Linked DNA regions of Mus musculus: region 2 is linked to region 1. Evidence: chromatin contacts called from ENCODE Hi-C or POLR2A ChIA-PET data. All regions are on one chromosome and are shown on one strand. Each heading gives the region's core, a stretch centred on a gene start or an enhancer-like site at or near the end of the contact. The rest is flanking DNA. Distances are from core to core; before and after follow the strand shown. Region 1 holds the start of Zfp263 (zinc finger protein 263). Region 2 holds the start of Trap1 (TNF receptor-associated protein 1).

Region 1 (4,492 bases), core at 1,157-3,656:
CCACATCACCTGGGTCCCAGTCATATCCTTATCTTCCACATTCCCTTCAGGAGGGAAGAGAGAGAGCCAGGGAGCGGATAATGCTAAAGATAACAGAAATTATAATGAGAACAGTAACACCAAATCTTAGCAGCCCAGATTATAAGACAATATGCATTCCCCAACTGCAAGTCTCAGCTTTTAGGATTGACAGTAAACAAAAAGTAGCAAAGGTGTGCTAAGGTGATCTAAAGTAACAGGGTTATAGTAAAGGCATGTGAGCCATCCTCCATCCTGGCCGACAGGGTTCTAACCATACACCCCACATCAATCAGCTAACTAGAATTTGCCTGTTCTGTACACAGAATGGCTTTACTAAGAGCTTCCCCTTTCCTCCCATCCAACCTTTACAGAATTCATACCACCACTTTTAGGTTTTTCAGAACACAACTGAGAACTTTAACTTCAGAAATTCTTTCTCCTTGGCACCTGTACCACATTCTGCTAGGGTGAGTGGCAATCCCAGAGCCCCTCCTCCCTCCCACCTGCCCAGATAACTGTTCCTCACCCCTCTCCTTTACAGCCTGGGAGTCCCTTTGGGGGCTGGGGTCTAGCAGCTCCTGCAGCCTGGGGCCAGGGCTTCGCTCAGTCTCCATTGGCTCCAGCTTGAAGCTCGGTGACTCTCCTGCTGTTTCCAGTGGCAAAGGCTCCTCCAAAAGCACTTCTGCTCCCCGCCCTTGGTTTGTGACCTGGGAACCAACCCACATCACTCATCATCACAACGGGGCTGACAGAATTGGAAATTAGTACAGGATTCTTAGGACACACCCTCAACAGAGAACCACAGACTATCCCTTTGGTCTTGGCCAAGAAGATGTTTTATGCTAAGGGCTTTTTAGGTGGTAGCAGAAAATGGGGGAGGGATGGAGCAAGAAAACTGAGGGTCCACTCTCAATGCACACTTTCTCAACATATTCCATTGATACTCCTCACTTCTGCTCGATCACACTCACCTGTTCTAGATGCTTCCACGTTTCACTACTAGATAAGGTGAACTTATCAGGCTGCGACCATAGCCCCTCGGTGCTTAGCTGTTTTTCAGAGTTCAATTAGCAGAGATCCAGTTCTGTATTGCAAACTATTGACTAAGATATGCTGGGTGTTATCCACTAAATATAGGCCTGGGATAGTGGCACATGCCTGTGGGAATCAGCAGTGGGGAGGCTGAAGCAGGAGGATTGCCTCGAGTTTAAGCCTGGGCTACATATCTAGACTCTGCCTGTAACCCTAGAACTCGGAATTTGGGGAGACTGAAGGTGGAGGACCACCACTGTTCTGCAGCCAAGCTCAACTACACACTGAGTCAGTTAGCTTGAGCTACGTAAGACTTTGTCACAAAACAAACCCCTCAAAGCAGTGGCAGTAGGTGTCATCCAAACGACATACTTTTCTCCAAGTCCTCAAAATTATTCCCAGACAGTGCTTTAGCCAACAGAAAAACAGGACGAAACAGATTAAGTAGTCTGCCCAAAGTCACGAGGCCTGTGAGAAGCTTTCTAACTACATAACTAAATACTGGTGGAAGTGCTCCTCACTTCCTACTGTCGTCATATGGGAACAATCTGGAAGGAAAGGATAAGCTACAAAAAAATCCCTCTCCTTCCTGTAAAGTGTACTCAGGACGATCAAGTATATTCGACTACAGAAGAGGCTAGCACAATGACTTCCGGGCCAAACCACGGGTAAAACAGCTGTCACCTGTTGCCTCAGTTTCCCAAGTTCTTTCTGCATACGCTCCACAAGAGTGACTGCTTCTTCGCCGCTCTCTGGGCGCAGCTCCTGCACCCTGCTCTGAATCTCCTGGGGAAGGATAGTCAAGAACTGCTCCAGCACCAACAGCTCCAGGATCTGTTCCTTGGTGCGCATCTCCGGCCGCAGCCACCCGCGGCAAAGCTCCTGAAGCCGGCTAAGGGCCTCCCGGGGACCCGGGGCGTCCTGAAAGCGGAACCGTCGAAATCGCAGATGGGAGGCCTCCGGGCTGGGCTCTGGCTCAGGCGGGGGTACCTCGTGGCTCCAGGCACAGTCCTCCTCCAGTTTCACTATGAGGAGCCCTTCTGGCTCCTGCGAGCTTGGGCCCGCAGCCATAGTCATGCCCCGACACCAGCCTAGGTCCCGACACCAGCTACGTCCGCCTTGAGAGACGCCCTGGGTTCTGTACAGCAGTAGGCCACGGCTGCAGCAACCGAGAGACTCCGGGCTCCAAATCCCGCCGGAGGAACCCAGGTCACAATCTCAGCAATATCAGGCCTGCAGCGTCGCCACCTGACCGGCTTCTCAGGCCCGCACAGAACTTAAGTCGCAGGGCCCGGGTCGCAAGCCTCAGCACGCGAGTTAGGCGTCATAAGCCAACGGCCGCTAGTCAGGACGGACTTCCGGTTCACGTTTCCCTTGCGCTGTCTCCCATTGGGTCGGGTCTCACCACGTACTCACGGTCCACCCAGGACAAGGAAAATTTGCATAAAAGAGCGGGAGGGGAACAAGTCGGATGGGGATGAGGGGCGGGGCTACGCAATGGGCGGGGCCTCCAGGTGGGGAAGCGGTAGGGGTGGGAATCCCTGGGCGGATGTGACCCGGGGACAACCTGGCTCAGATTTGCATAGGAAAGTTTGCCAAAAGGTAAGTTCTTCAGCCACGCTTGAACCAGAGTCCAGAGGCGCTAGAGTGTCATGTCGGGGCCCAGAAGCTTAACAAAGAAAACCTTTCCGAAGGCCGATCCCAACACTCCGGAGACCTACAACCGGAAATAGACTGTGCTTCCAGGGCTCGAGCTGCCTGGGGCTGGTGGGAAATGTAGTCCATGGCGCGCCCTTGTTATTGCGCCTGCACTGTGGCTTGAGCAGGTCTAAATGGATTGTCGAGCTACGATAAACATACCCGTGCCCGAGCTTTTGCCTCCCTGTGAGCGATGGTCCCTAGTCCTCCATCTTTAGGTGGCTGGTCGACCCAGAAGAACGCTCTGGGTATGAACTGCTCTTGCCATCTCCCAGAGCAGGTCTAAGGATTAGCATAATCATCGGCTCTGACTATTTTCCTGAAGGTTGAAGAAAAGGAAACACCAAGGCGGACTTCCTTATTTTTTGAAGAGAGAATAGCCCAGGCCTGAGACTGCAGCTGTCACAGACAGGTGGTGGAGTCTGCAGATTCTAGGAGTGTGTCACGAAAACCCGTAATCACTTATTGGACACATGCTTACATTGTTGTCTATTCATTGCAACTCAAGAGGCAGGGAAAGCCTTCCTTGCTCTGGTCTCCCTTTGTGAACTTTTTATACTTTGTAAGACCTTGAGGCAGGAAAATGGCCACCAGGAGCTCCAGCAGCCAGGTCCCTCCCACCTCTGACTTCCTTAATGGTCCCTAACCCTAATAGTTGTTTAATAATAGCTGTTACTGTCATTCCCTGGCCCGAGGAGGAAGAGTAGCCTGGCCCCACCCTACAAGACAAAAAGATAAAAATAAATAAATCCCACCAACCCTGAACAGAAAAACCCACTAATCCTGGAGCTTGGTATAGAAACCCTTCAAGCCCTGAGCAAACTCATCAGTCTCTGATCTCCTTCAAGCTCAGTGAAATTCTACCAATCCTCACCCTGGAAAGCTGTGGTGGGAAGATTAAGAAATCTTGTATAAACCCTGCCTACCACTCAGTTCCCTGCTTTCTTTCCTGAGCTGAGAATGATGTTCTGGATTTTTCCTTCCCAATGAGTCTCTTGAATGAGGTTTGTCGTGCGGCACGACTTTTGGTTCCCGATTGCCAGGGTATCTTTCCCTTCAGAGCTTCAGCATTCATACATGAAATAGAACTTTGAAGATATGGTATGAAGTAAGTCCTGTGGTTATGGCATGGAGTGCCGTCGTGAGGTCCCAATATAACTCAAATACCAGGTCAATGCAGATGCCAAAAATTTATTGTAATCAAGCTGCTACTGATTGATCAGGGCTGTAGAACAGACTCATGAGCTGAACTGTGACCTTGAGGGGATGCTGTGCAGCATATTTAAAGGAAACAATAAAGCAAGGGGGTTGGGCTGGGCTGGGCTGGGTGGTAGCATTGTCCAATCATTTTGACAAAAGGGGTTGAGAAAGGGAGTTTCCATCAATCAGGATGGAAGTTGGGGCCTGGGCCTGGGAACATGAACTTAATTTGATCCTGCCAGCAAGATAGAGAAGTTGTCCTTGAGATGTCTTGACTCAGACAACTTAAAAGTTGTCCCTGAGATGTCAGGACTCAGACAACTGTTTCTTTATAATAGAAGCTGTTTAACTATTGGGAAGTCCTCAGCTCCACGAGAGCCTGGGACCTTGAATTTAGGTCCTATGACCTAAAAAGAAAATGGTAGTATTTAGAATAAGTTTCTTTTGCTTGTTCCCAATAGTGCCAGTTAAGTCGATGGCCTAAGTTCATACAGCTAACCTGTAGCAAAGCTTAGGCTGTGGAAATAAAAATGGTCTGTTT
Region 2 (4,449 bases), core at 1,240-3,739, 330 kb before region 1:
AAGTAAGCCTAGCTATCCACAGAATTGAGCCAAGCAGACTACACTTTGTCCACTCTACAAAATTCAAAAAATTATACATTACTAGAGGCTTGGAAACTGAAATGGCCTTTAGGTATTTCATCTTGTATTCTGTGGCTCTTGCCACAAGGAAACTTACATTTTCAGTATGTGTAGGTTTATCTATGGAATTAGGGAGAGAGGCTCCTTGAAGGATATGGAACGTTCCAAGTTACAGTGAGAATCTGGGCACACAGATCTGTGAAAGTCCACTGAATGCAACCAGTGGGGACAGGGGGGAGGGGGGAGGCGTGACTGACAGTTCCTGTCATCTCTTGTGGGTATTTTTCCCTCTTGCTGCCAAGATTCCTTTATTATCTCAAACATTGCCCAGAACTTCTCAGTCCTTGGCACAAGTGTGGGCCACTAACAAGATAACTTTTAACTTTCCACACTCACTCCTGGAGTGAACATTGAAGGAAGTATTACAAGTTTCAATCTGAGAAGTGGAACCAGGCAGATCAAGGGTCAGATGTTAAGAGGTATCTGAAGTGGACCACTGTTAGGCAACCACTACAGTTTGTGCTAGAGTGTAAATGGCCCTTGGAATTTTGTGGGATGTCATTTCCCTTGGTAATGCATGGGTTCCAAACTGGTTTCCTGGTGGGCCACAGGTGGGCCTAGATAGAGTTGGTTTCCCTGGAATGTAAGAAGTTTATACTGGGCAGAACCTACATCCCCATTCTTAACTAAAGCCCAGATTCCCCTTCCTTTACTAAATGTCACTTCTCCTTTCTTAATATTCTCAAGCCATATCTACAGAAGAGTTCTACAGATGAGTATGTCATTTCTGGTTTGTTTGTTTGTTTGTTTGTTTGTTTGTTTTTTCCGAGACAGGGTTTCTCTGTATAGCCTTGGCTGTCCTGGAACTCACTTTGTAGACCAGGCTGGCCTCGAACTCAGAAATCTGCCTGCCTCTGCCTCCCGAGTGCTGGGATTAAAGGTGTTGCACCACCACGCCCGGCTGAGTATGTCATTTCTGACTGAAGAGATGATTCCAGAATGGAGAATTAAAAGAATGAAACCTCGAGGATTAGTATCAAGAGAAGCTATTCTGTGTGATGACTGGGACTCAGGCAGATTAGAGGAGGTAATACAGAACCTGGGGGCAGAAGCTAGAACTGTGAGGATCTAAGGGTGACCATGGAAAAAGACACTAGGGAGCAGGGGTGGGGCTGGTTGTGGAGGATGTGGGCCCAGCAGGAGCAGAACTGGCTGGGGGTTAGGGGTAGGAATTGTGAGGTGTTCAGGTGCTCTCTCCACCTTATATTGAAACATGGCCTTTTACTGAACATGGGACATCAGAATCAGATTGGTTGGCTAGCAAAACCCAAGGATTCTCTTGTTTCTGTCTCCCCAGCACTGAGATCACAGGCACACAGTGCTCTGTCAATTTCTTGGGGTTATCAGGGCAACAGGCACTTTAAATACAGAGCCTGTATTAAAGTTTGGCCTCATATCTGCCCATTCTTATCTATTTTCCATCTATAAAGTCAATGTGGGAGCAATCCTTGTCAACCTAGAACAGTAACTAAACATTCCCTATACCAAAACTTCAAGTCTATTCTGGATCCAGGAATTAACTGCTCTTGCTACTAGTGTCTGCTAACAAGCTAGATAATCGCTCTAATGTTTTAGTAAAATCTGATCATAGGAAAATGTATCTGGTGTGTGTCAGAATCAAGCGAGAACCTGTCAGAAAGGTCCTCGCTGGGCCTTACTCTGAGGTTAGGACCGGGACAAGCGACCTGCTCTGGAGGCGGCTGGAGTTTGGATTAAACTTTAGAGGGCCGGGCGTGGTGGTGCAAGCCTTTAATCCCAGCACTTGGGAGGCAGAGGCAGGTGGATTTCTGAGTTCGAGGCCAGCCTGGTCTACAAAGTGAGTTCCAGGACAGCCAGGGCTATACAGAGAAACCCTGTCTCGAAAAACAAAAACAAAAAAACAAAAAAACAAAAAAAAAAAAAAAAAAAAAAACTTTAGAGACAAGGTTTGTGGCCTGGATCCCCAAACAAGCTTCCAGTAGGGAGAAAGTCACAATAAACGGGTAAGTCCAAAGGTGTTGGTTACTGAGCTCACGTTTTGGCGAATAACAGTCAAACCTAAAATTTGTCAAAGTGTAGGTTTTGGCATTGCTGTAAGAGTTTTTCAGTGGATCCACACTCCAGCTGGGTAGTGCCATCTCGAGAATGGGATGCTCCCGCCTAGGGACCGCCAGCACCGCGGGCCGGGGACACTATAACCCTCACACGCACAATGCAAGGGATCAGCGACCTTGTCACTGAGATCCAAGGTCAAAAAGTACAGTCTTCAGGGCCCCCGCGCTGCGGTTTGCTGCGTTCCCGTTCTCGCACAGGCAACGCCTTGGACAGCCCGTCGCGCGCCATGACGTCACTGAGCCGCCCCCGCGGAAGGCCCCCTCATCACTCTGTTAGGCTGTTAGCCACACTTGGGAAAGGAAGCATGGCGTGCGAGCTGCGAGCTGTGTTGCTGTGGGGCCGCGGGCTGCAGACTGTACTGCGGGCCCCCGCGCTGGCTGGAGTTCGGCGAGGTGAGCGCGGCACGAGAGCGCAGAGGCGGCGTCTGAGGCTGTGTGCACACTCTTAGACCGGCGGGAGGCCGCACTGCGCCGGAGCTGCTAAGTGGGGCGGGGAGTAGGACCTTGTGGTCGCTTTTGGGGAGCCGAGTCACGGGCAGCCACAGCCTGCTCTCGTCAGTCCCTGGTAGTCCTGATTGCAGACGCTCCCGCGCTTGGGTTGACAAGTTCGTTGCACGCGGCTGTTCACAAGCTCAGCTCTCGCAGAAGTCAAGCCCTGGGGTAACTACGGTGAGCAAAACCAACGGTTACCCAGGACTTCAGGGAGCCAGTGAACTCCGCGTGTTTGATCCCTGGAATTGAAAGAGAAAGGAAAGGAGAGAGAATAACCTTAATCTATACTTTCCCACCCCGCACTCATGTAACAGTGAAGATGTTAGCGTTACATACACTTAAATTATACGTATTTACAGCTATTTTTACATAAAAGGGCTCAAGTCAAGAATTAACTGCGAAAGAATATTAAAGCTTCTGGCATTCATTACATTTATGTTTCGCATAAACATAGCTTCCCAATGGCTTTCCGAAGTTTTGTCGCTCTCATCCTCCACTAAATGTTCTCTTGGCCACAAATATCGTTACAGTGTTTAACAGATTTGAGTGAGCGATTGCTTAAATCTTTAGGAACATGTTTTCGGTTTCAGAATTTGCCCTTTTATTTCTGTATTAGCTAATCTGCCAAACTTCACCTCAGTTTTTTATTGGGTGTGGGGAGGGTGACAGGGTTTCACCATATATGTTCCGCCTGGCCAGGGTGGTCACAAACTCACAGAGATTCATCTGCCTCTGCTCCCCAGAGTGGTAGGATTAAAGTGTGCCACAGTGCCTGGTGCTCAAAATACTTTTGTCTGTATATGTGTCCTCTAGTAGCAAAACTGATTTACCCATAGTATCTTTTCCAACATTTGAGTATGTCTCAAACCAAAACAACAAAAAAAGAGCCCCCAAAGGCAGTTTGTGCTTGGCTTGCATAGGCCCTGAATTGGTCCCCAGTGCCACGGAGAATACTAAAAAAAAAAAGAGCTCTGTGTAGAAGACATCTCTTGTGATTTCTATCTACAGAGAAGCTGGTTTTACTTAACAGTGGATCCGTATCTTCTCTGATTTCTTGTGTATCTTTGCATCATGTTCTGCAAACACCTTCTCAACCTTGGCTGGTTTGCTCAGTCTGTTCCCAAAGTTGACTCTGGAGTCTAGCTCAAGTTTTTTATTTGCAACATTGGTGCTCCTTTTCACCGACTTTGCCTGCTGCTGTGGTGGCACTAATTCTCCCTGGGTCTTAGGTGGAGAAAATACATACATAGTATCCATTTCCTATTGGAGAGATTGCCACTTCATTAAAGATTTCAGCCTGCTTCCTTGTGTTCCTTCTGGGAAGTATCAGCTATCAAGAACCCCGTGCTGTTGGTTGATTGGTCAATTGGTTGTTTGACTCATTGTTTCTCCAGAGCTTCCCTGATTTCTGTCTTTGCTGATGCTCCTAAGTTCATGCTTGCCATCTATAATAAACTTGTCAAGGTAGGATACAACTAGAAGGCCAGACAGGAAGTGGCACTCCATGTAACTAGCTCTCACCTGTGTCTTCTGTAAATTGGAGATGGTCTGACATTTGTAATTGATAGGTTATATCTCCACAGCCAGTGAGATAAACCAGATTAGATTATAGTAAAGGCAGGTCTATTGGGAAGCTGCTCTCTCGAGTTCACTGACCCCAAGGACCAAGGCCAGGAAAGTTGCCTTGGGAAGGGGTGTGTGTGTGTGTAGGGGGCAGAGAAAGAGACAGAGCGAGACACACATC

Evidence for each region. Hi-C counts contacts between places; a loop is a spot of excess contacts on that map. ChIA-PET counts read pairs that join two places held with the same protein, here RNA polymerase II (POLR2A).
Region 2: a map of regulatory T cell shows a loop between it and region 1 (4-fold over the local background). The contact joins the promoter of Trap1 here to the promoter of Zfp263 in region 1. A Hi-C loop is called at or near these places in 1 of 37 maps with a recorded cell type or tissue (regulatory T cell). POLR2A ChIA-PET finds 5 or more read pairs at or near these places in 1 of 5 experiments (embryonic stem cell).

Annotation. Positions count from the first base shown.
Region 1 is chr16:3,742,013-3,746,504 of GRCm38, reverse strand. Zfp263 (zinc finger protein 263) reads right to left here and starts at 2,406. Exons shown (of 6, transcript NM_148924.3): 1 at 1,738-2,406; 2 at 548-728; 3 at 10-83. The coding sequence starts at 2,130.
Region 2 is chr16:4,075,850-4,080,298 of GRCm38, reverse strand. It overlaps Trap1 (TNF receptor-associated protein 1), which reads left to right and starts at 2,489. Exons shown (of 18, transcript NM_026508.2): 1 at 2,489-2,606. The coding sequence starts at 2,519.